2 separate regions of the Homo sapiens genome follow, and region 2 is linked to region 1. A link is a contact called in ENCODE Hi-C data. All regions are on one chromosome and are shown on one strand. The core of a region is the stretch at or near the end of the contact, and the rest is flanking DNA. Distances in the headings are between cores, read along the strand shown.

Region 1 (4,690 bases), core at 1,214-3,713:
TTATTACAATATGCCAGTTTTTAGTCGAAAAATTTACTTTTTTCTTACTAAGCAACAAAACCTAGATTATGCTGAAGATATATTAAAAGAACATAAACCAAGTGTGGTGGTACACATCTGTAACCCCAGCCACTCAGGGGGCTGAGGTGACAGGACTGCCTGAGCCGGGGAGTTCGAGATCAGGCTGTGCAACACAGCAAGAACCTGTCTCAAAAAATATTTTAAAAAAATAAATAAAAGAACATCTACTACCACCAACAGAATAAACTGTGATATATTTATAAAATGAAATCCCACAGAAGAATAAGAGGATAAAAGGAATTAACTACTGATACGTACAACACGGACTAACCTCAAAAATATTTTTTGAGCAGCCAGACACGGCGGCTCACATCTGTAATTCCAACATTTTCAGAGGCAAAAGCAGGACGATTACTTGAGCTCAGGAGTGAGTCTACAGTGAACTGTGACTGTGCCATTGCACTCCAGCCTGGGTCAGAGCTGGTTCCATTTACATGAAGTTCAAAAAAAGGCAAAACTATCTATTTATGATGATAAAAGTCAGAATAAGAAGGTGGCAGGGATTGACAGAGGGTACAAGGGAACTTCCTGGGATGATGTAACATCTTGCATATTGAGGGAGGTGTGGTTATACAGTACATGGGTTTGTCCAAACTCATCAAACTGTAACATTTAATATCCATACACTGGAGAATACATTTCATAGAAGCAGATGATAGAAATGGCCATTTTCTCACATAATCTGTAAAAGAAGTGCAACACTGCTGACTATTCCTTCCTTACAAGTCATTACCAATTCGGTTTCAGTGAGACCACACTGGTTTCCCTTCTCATCCGGACTATTCTTTAAACACATTCTCCTTCTCCACCCTTCCCTCATGTTTCTATACTCTAACTATAATCCAACCTTTCTTCCCTACAAATTACCACCTATGGGCTGAAGACACCCAAGTTTATTAAACTCCATATTCAAAAATCTAGCTGCTACCAAGCATGACATATCACAAACTCAACATTTATAAACCCTAAACTCTTCCTTCCCGTTCCCACCGCAACTCCCCCACTAACCCCCGAAAAAAAAAAAAAAAACTTGCCCTTCTTATCTGAGATTAGAATCATCTGTTTTTGTTTTTAGAGACAGGGTCTCACTATGTTGCCCCAGGCTGATCTCAAACTCCTGGGCTCAAGCGACCCTCGGCCTCGGCCTTCCAAAGTGCTGTGATTTACAGGCGTGAGCCACGGTACCAGACCTGAAATCTTTCTTAAACATCTGCCTCTTGGGCAAGCTGCAGTGTCCCACAGAAAAAGGAAATGAAGCAACAGTAATGGAGTATCCTTTACACCTCATCTGGGCCCCTCACTACTGCAGTCTAACTGCGTATCTCACCGACACTTCCCACACTTCTCTAGAGGATTAGGAGGGAATATACTATCTCAGACAGCTTCTGGTGAACAGTTAACACTTATCCAGAACCAACCACCTGCCCAAACTGCTAGTCACTTGACACACTTCATTTAATGTGTACTAACGCCGCCCTGGATGAAACTGAGCTCACAATAAATTAAATAACTTGGCCAAGGTCACACAATTAAAGCGGAAAACGCCATGATTTGAAAAGGCACGTCTGGGGCTCTAAAATCCCTCATGTTTACCCCCAACACATGCTGGAGAGTCAAACTCCAATTGGTAGAATCTGCGTGAAATGGAATACTTTTCAGACAACCCAAACAACGAGCATCTGTCAAATATTTTACAATCGGGAAAGTGTAACCTCGCTGCATGCAACTTCCCTCCCTGGACGTGTTAAGTAACCTGTTAAATTTCCCAACCCAGATCATAGCCCCCCAACCCCCTGCACCATGGTTTCTCTAAACGCCTTTATAGCCCCGCGCTCTCTAATCTCGAGCTCAAGTGAGGCTGCCTATGGGGCTCTGGCAGATGACAAACGACAAGGAGGCCGAAAGCCAGATGTCTTCGAATTGAGGGAGAAGGCCGGACCTCTGACTCGGGTCACACTGGGGACCCCCACAAACCATCCCTTTTAGACAAGTGACCCCGGGGGTCACCTTGACCCCTGCAGTGAGCCAGACCAAACTTCCACGCCAGGCCAGCCCCCGCCAGGTGAGCAGGTACACAAAAAGAAGCCTCAGTGACCACCGTACGCTGGTGTGGAGAGGCCCCGGGAGGTGCAAGGAGAACAGAGACGAACTCGACCGCGGGCAGAAGCCTCCCCTGGCTCCAACGCCGCGACTGCCTGTCGCCGAGGCTAGGGCCGCCACTTCTCATGTCCGAGCTGGCCAGGCGCCACTCGTACCTGCGGGCTATAGGCCTCCGAAGCCCATGCTCCTGCCAACTTCTGCGTGAAGCCACTAAACTTGTAGTACATGACGCCCAGAGTCCGGCTTCCCGCATCCGCTGCCAACGCGACCGCCCCAGAGAAGGACCCCGCCTCCCCGGCTGTGGTCCCGAGACTCAGCGCAAGGACCCGGTGCTGGGACTAGGGCTGCCCGAAGATCGCCTAACTTAAAACCTGCACACTTAAGCCGCATTGGGGAACCAAAAGCCAGGGTTCTCAGGACCACGAAAGGCAAAACCAGCTCTAAGAGAGCACGCAAAGTCGCTGTGGCGGAGTCTGTAGGAAATATGAAGTTCCCTCTTTCCCCCATTCAGATTTGGGCAGTGCCACGACAACTCAAGAAATGCGCAAGCGCTCCACGGACTAAGCCCGGCGGACTAAGCCCGGCAGTGTCGGAGTCAGGTGGAGCATGCTTTAGGAGGGGCGGGCTCCAGGCGGGGCCTGGGGGGGAGAGGGCGGTGATTGGTGGGCGTGGTCTGGGTAGGGGCGGGGCTACATCGAAGCCGGTTGGGAATTCCACCATCCGAGAGAGTCTGTGCTGCGGAGCCACCGTCTGGTCGTCGGGTTGAAGGCGTCTCTTGCTTTACCGAACTTTAACTGATCGTAGTCTCATTTATTTCCTTCCGACCTAGAGCACCTCTTATCCAGAAGCCACCACCTGCTGTTGCTCAGTCTGCCCAGGAGTATAGACTTGTCGGCCAAGCTTCCCCTGGCAACCTGGGAGTTGAAGCAAATAAGAAAATTTGGAAGCACCTGCTGAAGGCTGTTTAGTACCCAGGGCTGTTGGGAGATTTGCCCCAATAATATAAAAGTAGCCTCCTGGGCTTTGTGCAGAGGAAATACACATGCAGAGTGATCTAAAGCTCAGGTACCAGGATGTAAATGTCACACGGTTTCTCAGAACTGGTTTTTATTCTCACCTGAGTTTTAAGGTCATTGATTATTCATCCTTTTCCTGGCCTCTGCTCTTTGCGATAAATGAGGTAGGGGGAGGGTGATCAGAAACACTTGTAAAATCTGGACCTTGAGCCTGAAAGATCTGGAACTACCACTTTCAGTTCTGGTAGTATTCGCTTCAGTTCAATTTAAATATGTCTGTTAAGCCTGTGCTGTGTGCAAGGTACTGTGTAAAAGGAGTATACTAGTTTCTTACTCTCCAGGGATGGACTCAGGCTTTTCTTAGCTTCATCATCTAACCATAGGTTTACACAAGCATATTCTAGATGCACTTATGAAATCATGTTGCAAATTGATGGATGATACTAACCTATATATAGCATTGCCCTAAACTCATTTAATCTTCACAACAATCCTATAAGGTAAATGCTATTATCATCTCCATTTTAGAATACAGGAAAATGACGCCTGGAGAAGCTAAGTAACTTGCTCAGGTCAGGGATAAGTGGCAGAGCTAGGCATTTGGCTCAAGACTTCCTACTGTTAAGCACTATGTTACAAATAAATAGATATGAAGCCATTCTGAAAAGAGGAGGATCAAGGCTGAGCATTCCAGGGTGAGGGTGTACACCAGCATCCTGGTTGCAGGCTTACGTTCAAGAGCCCCAAGTATTCAGCACCGCCAATATGTTGTAAAGGTTTCAGCGAATTCATGTAAGCCAGCCCAAAGTTGCCACTTTTACAAAGAGACACTGTGATATAATGGAAAGAACATGCAATTTGGGTTTATGTCCATATTTCTCCAAGGATAAGTGGTTTGGGACTAGTGATTTCCTTTTTTTTTTTTTTTTTTTTAAATTCTTTTTGAAACAGGGTCTCACTCTGTCCCAGGCTGGAGTACAGTGGTGTGATCTCGGCTCATTGCAGCCTTGACTTCCCAGGCTGAGGTGATTCTCCTACCTCAGTCTCCCGGGTAGCTGGAACCACAGATGCGCGCCACCACGCCTGGCTAATTTTTTGTATTTTTAGTAGAGATGGGGTTTCACCATGTTTCCCAGGCTAGTCTCAAACTCCTGGGCTCAAGTGATCTGCCAAACTCAAGACTCCCAAAATGCTGGGATTACAGGCATGAGCCACCGTGCCAGGCCCACCCCATGTTTTGATACTGAATAGATTCAGGAAGATTTTTCTACGACAAAAAGTTCGACTACCTCAAAAGAAAATGATCCATTGACATTAGCCTTCTTGAGTCCCAGGCGCTAGCAAATATTGAGTGAAAGAAAAAGCCTTTCATAGAGTTTAGATTGAAAAGAGAAATTAAATGATTTGGGACAGCTACTGTCTCCATCCCACTGACTTCTGGACATATTTTGGAAGAAGAAACGAAAGAATATTCTCTAACTTTTAGCAGCACT
Region 2 (4,690 bases), core at 1,245-3,744, 2.0 Mb after region 1:
GTGAATCATTTTTTATAAACCTACATTTTTATATATTACATTAGAGCCCTATAAATATATGTATACACTTTTTTTTTTTTTTTTTTTTTCAGACAGAGTCTCCCTGTCACCCAGGCTGGAGTGCTGTGGTGCGATCTCAGCTCACCGCAACCTCTGCCTCCTGGGTTCAAGAGATTCTCTGCCTCAGCCTCCCAAGTAGCTGGGATTACAGGTGGGTGCCATGACGCCTAGCTAACTTTTGTATTTTTAGTAGAGACAGGGTTTTACCATGTTGGCCAGGCTGGTCTCGAACTCCTGACCTCAGGTGATCTGCCTGCCTCGATGTATATACTCTTTTATACTTACTTTTGACTAGAGACAATTGAGACTTGAAAATTAGAAAAATCAAGTTAGAATTACTGAGAAAATTAGTAGCTCTGATATTCTACCCATTCTTTATTTTTAAATTAAAATTAATCTTAATGACCTACAAATAGGTTAACTTAAACAGTCCATACCTTACATGAGAAGCTCCGACTTGGGATGTTTCTTGCTAACTCTGATATCTTGGGTTTATTCTGAAGACACTTGGTTAGGTGATATTTTTTCAATTTTATTCTATTGTAACAATGATCAGCGAAGTTATAGTGATTCAAATGCTGTTTCTGCATGCATTTTCCAAGGTGAGGAATACTATACTTCAAAGCTTGGAGAAATAATTTGGTCTTCTGCTGCATGATATCAAAGTCCCTGGTTTATGCTCCTTTTGGGGCTGCCAGCACACGAATGATTTTATAGGTATGATTACAGAGTAGTGGGTTCTCAGAGTAACTAAGATCAGCAGTTCTCATCCCTCCTTTTCAGGGCCATGCCCCACTTAGGTTATGAATAACTTCAGACAGCTGATAACTTAGGCTAACTAAATCTAAAAACCTGTGTAAGTTAAAGTTTCATTCAAATCATAATTCTTGGCAGATGTGACTTAAATGTCTCATTTGTAAAGTTAATCCTATCAGGCTCAAACTATGCAGCACTGACTCTGGCACACATAGGGGTTAAACTAAAACAAAAAACAAAACAAGAAACAAAATATAAATTTGCAAATAAGTACACAGACTTAATGGGGTATCTCAGGAACTCAGGGCTGTAAAAGGTAAAAAGCCCTTTGGTCTTACATAATTATGAACGTATCTTTGGTATATATGTGGAAGATAAACTGGAAAAGCCTAATTATTTAATAAAGGTGGGGGAGGGAAGATTAATTATTGTTGAGTGTTAACTAACTGCCAGGTGCTTTTATCTTGTTTGTCTAATTTAAATTTTATATGGACTTAATAAAGTAGATATTACCATGCACATTTTACAGGTTGCCAAACTGTGGCTGTGGGAGGTTCTAAGCAACTGTTCCAGGTCACTTGTACAGTAAGCTGTATAGCAAAAAATCCAATTTGGTTCGGTTCCAAATACTGGACATACTCAACTTCGGATTTTTAATGTTAAAAAGGTATTTAGCGCTTTAATTAAAAACAACAAAAAACCCCTGCAAGATGCACAAATAAAATGTAAGGCCATCTCTGGTTTGTCAGGAGGTAGCTTTTATTAACCTTGATTGCTAATAAGTAGTTAAGAGTCAGAGAGACCTGGGTTGAGGTCTTAGCTCCTACACTTAACTGTGTCTCCGGGCCTCAGTTTCTTCATCTGCAAAAATGAAATGACACCATTTACCTTCTAGGGTTGTTGTTGTAAAGACAAAATGAGACAGCTTAACATTAAGACCATACAGTGCCTGGCACATAGTGACCACTCAATAAATGGCAGTTGCTATTATTTACGACAGGAATAATCTAGGTATGTTGCACACCGCTGAATGTCATTATGGAAGTCTTCCACAAAATGCCCCCTGGTATCAAAGGTAGAATGCTGCGTCAAATTTACCATAGATCAGATGCGCTACGACGCCCCCGCCCCCCTTAATCCCTTTCCATGTCGCAGCAAAATAATGGGCGATTGGGGGTAGGGGAGCAACACTAGTTTACTAGCCGACACTAGTAAAAAAAGGGGAAAAAAGACCCGAATAACAAGGACCTGCAAAGGTCCTACATCACCACGTTCCCACAGCCTTTATCCATCCATCTTTCATCCCCAAGAAGACAGTATGCAAGGCTAGGATGGGGGTGGGGTAGATAAATGGGTGTTCTCAGGAGAACCTATTCGTTTACCCCGTGCAACTCTCCACCCCAGGGATGAGGCGATCTGAATGCAACAGGGAGAGGGACCAGGTGACACGCACGCAGTGCCGGGACATTAGTCAAAAAGCGAGGACCTGGGGACTGAGGGGTGGGTGGCTGGGCGGGGGGAGAAAGGGGAGAAGGAAAGAGACCAGCACACCCCCCATACATACGCAAATTGAGAGAATCAGTCCGGCTCTGGACACAAACCAGTGAAGGCAGGCCGGAGAACCTGAAGCTCTCAGAGGGGAGCAGGTGTCACCGCAGGCAAGTCCAGCCGAAGTCTGCGTTCCGCAGCCCACAGAACGACAACTTACCCAGAGCCGCCTAGAGCTGGTTTGCAGCACGCCAATCTACGTAACCTCAATCTAGCACGAGCAACAGGCAGATTTCGCCATCTTTGTTGTGGTCAAGGAGTCTTCTTGGGTTCCTGGGTTCTTTAGTCTCGAAATATATAAGACTTTTCGTTCTTCGCTAGTCTTCTGAGCTCGAGATGAAGCACAGAAGGCTAAAACAATGAGGGACAGCGTTCCAGTAGCCCTGCCACAGCTCTCTCATCCTCTGGTCCGCCCTCACTCAAGATGGCTACCAGCAAGAATGGTGCAATGGCGTGACAGCTCGGCCCTGGTTGCCAAGGAGATGCGAGTACCGGAAATGCGGAATTCGGGGAGAGCGCGCATGCCTGGTCCGGTGGAGGGAGGGTGCCGGGCGTCACAGGTCCTGACAGGGAAGAAGTTGGCAGGTCCTGGCAGGGGACGAGCTGCGGCGGTGGCACCTCCGGGTGTGGAAGGCTCCAGTGAGATGGAGTCGCGAGTCGCGGACGCTGGGACCGGCGAGACCGCGCGAGCAGCGGGCGGGAGTCCGGCAGTTGGCTGCACCACTCGGGGGCCCGTAGTCTCGGCGCCCCTGGGAGCCGCCCGGTGGAAGCTCCTGCGGCAGGTAAGGGAGAACCTGCTCGCCTCACCTTTGCCTCTGGTCACTCCTCTCTCACGTACCGGGGGAGCGACTGTTCGCAGTTCTTTCCTCTTGGCAGCTCTGGGAGACCCTTCTCAGTTTGCCGGGAGCCACCTGCGAAGCTCCCCCTCGCTTCACCTAAGCGTCCCATCCAAGAGGAGGAATCATGTGGGGTTGGGTGGGGAGCGGGACAGCCAAGGCTGAGCTCCTGGGAAACTCAGATCGAAGTAGAAGAACCCCTTCTAGACATTTTTGTGCGTCTGGGGGACTTTTCCCCTTCTCGCCAGTCTCTGGTGCGCCCGCCGCTCCCCACTGCTCTTTTCCTGCTTCTGTTTTGCCTCCTTCCCCAGTTTCTTCTAGCTTAACTCCCAGCCTGGTTCGAGTTACCGATATTCGTCTGCACCCTCTGGCCCCGTCTTTTGCCCAGCGTGGTTGACTATGCCGGGACTGAGACACGGCATGCGTTCCCTCGGCATCTTCCGTACAGCGGAGCGTGCAAGGAGTAGGAAAAGCTGATACCCTCTCTCACTGAGGTCTCAAAGTTAAATGATTATCTTGTAGTTTGTAGTGATCAGCGAGATTCTCCGTGTCCAAGGTGGGCTAGTCAAAGTGTGTTCGTTTTTGAATGATGGTATCTTCTGGTACTTCAAAGTTTCTGCTGTTACTTACAACTCCACTCGTGCAAGCTTGACGGAAGTTCTGATTTATGATCACTCACATTCTTCGCTCACTTCTTGAAGTGAAGTCTGGTTATTGTTTTTGCATAGCAGTGTTATGCCTCTGCCTGAAGTTTTCTGCCGAAAACTTTACTCAGGAGGACATTTTTCCATTTCTGACAGTTGTGTTTGGAAAAGAGTTTCCCAGCTATTGCCACTTTACTTGAGATTGTGCTTTTAGTATTTTGGGGATCACTTTGTTTGCAGTTGCCTTGAGTCACCTTTTCATACAGTGGTCTTTTAGTGCTTTTAGAGTTATGAGTTAAGTAGATCATCAGAGTTAATTAAGATTTATTTGCTGATACATTGACAGTCTTTCCAGACCAGTAATGATCTGGTTTTGCTATTGTTACAAATGGTATTACAGGATAAGAAAATGCATGTCCTCACAGATCATCATAGGAAGTATCTATAATAAAGTAAATATCTAATTTTTTTTAATAGTGACCACTGAAATGAGATCTGGCGTGAGCTGGGGAGAGTGGACTCAACCCCCCTTCCCCCCTCCTTTTTTTTTGAAATGGAGTTTCCCTCTTGTTGCCCAGGCTGGACTGCAATGGCTGCCATCTCCGCTCACCACAACCTCCGCCTCTAGGGTTCAAATGATTCTCCTTCCTCAGTCTCCCCAGTAGCTGGGATTACAGGCATGCACCACCACGCCTGGCTAATTTTTTTTTTTTTTAAGTAGAGACGGGGTTTCTCCATGTTTGTCAAGCTGGTCTCGAACTCCCCACCTCAGGTGATCCACCCACCTCGGCTTCCCAAAGTACTGGGATTACAGGCATGAGCCACCGTGCCCGGCAACCCCCTTCT

The links. Hi-C counts contacts between places; a loop is a spot of excess contacts on that map. Pooled maps may share reads with other maps.
Region 2: a loop to region 1 is called in a map of CD4-positive, alpha-beta T cell, with 5 times the contacts of the local background. The contact joins the promoter of PREPL here to the promoter of COX7A2L in region 1. A Hi-C loop is called at or near these places in 3 of 168 maps with a recorded cell type or tissue (CD4-positive, alpha-beta T cell, CD4-positive, alpha-beta memory T cell and naive thymus-derived CD4-positive, alpha-beta T cell) and 12 of 50 pooled maps.

What each region holds. Positions count from the first base shown.
Region 1 is chr2:42,358,754-42,363,443 of GRCh38, forward strand. COX7A2L (cytochrome c oxidase subunit 7A2 like) reads right to left here and starts at 2,464. Exons shown (of 3, transcript NM_004718.4): 1 at 2,337-2,464. The coding sequence starts at 2,408. RefSeq lists enhancers at 1,637-2,381, 2,155-2,474, 2,382-3,125, 2,495-2,554, 3,115-3,204 and 1 more and a silencer at 2,755-2,924.
Region 2 is chr2:44,359,000-44,363,689 of GRCh38, forward strand. PREPL (prolyl endopeptidase like) reads right to left here and starts at 2,495. Exons shown (of 14, transcript NM_001171613.2): 1 at 2,381-2,495. CAMKMT (calmodulin-lysine N-methyltransferase) reads left to right here and starts at 2,948. Exons shown (of 11, transcript NM_024766.5): 1 at 2,948-3,146. The coding sequence starts at 3,009. RefSeq lists enhancers at 1,867-2,761, 2,138-3,337, 2,574-3,043, 2,762-3,655.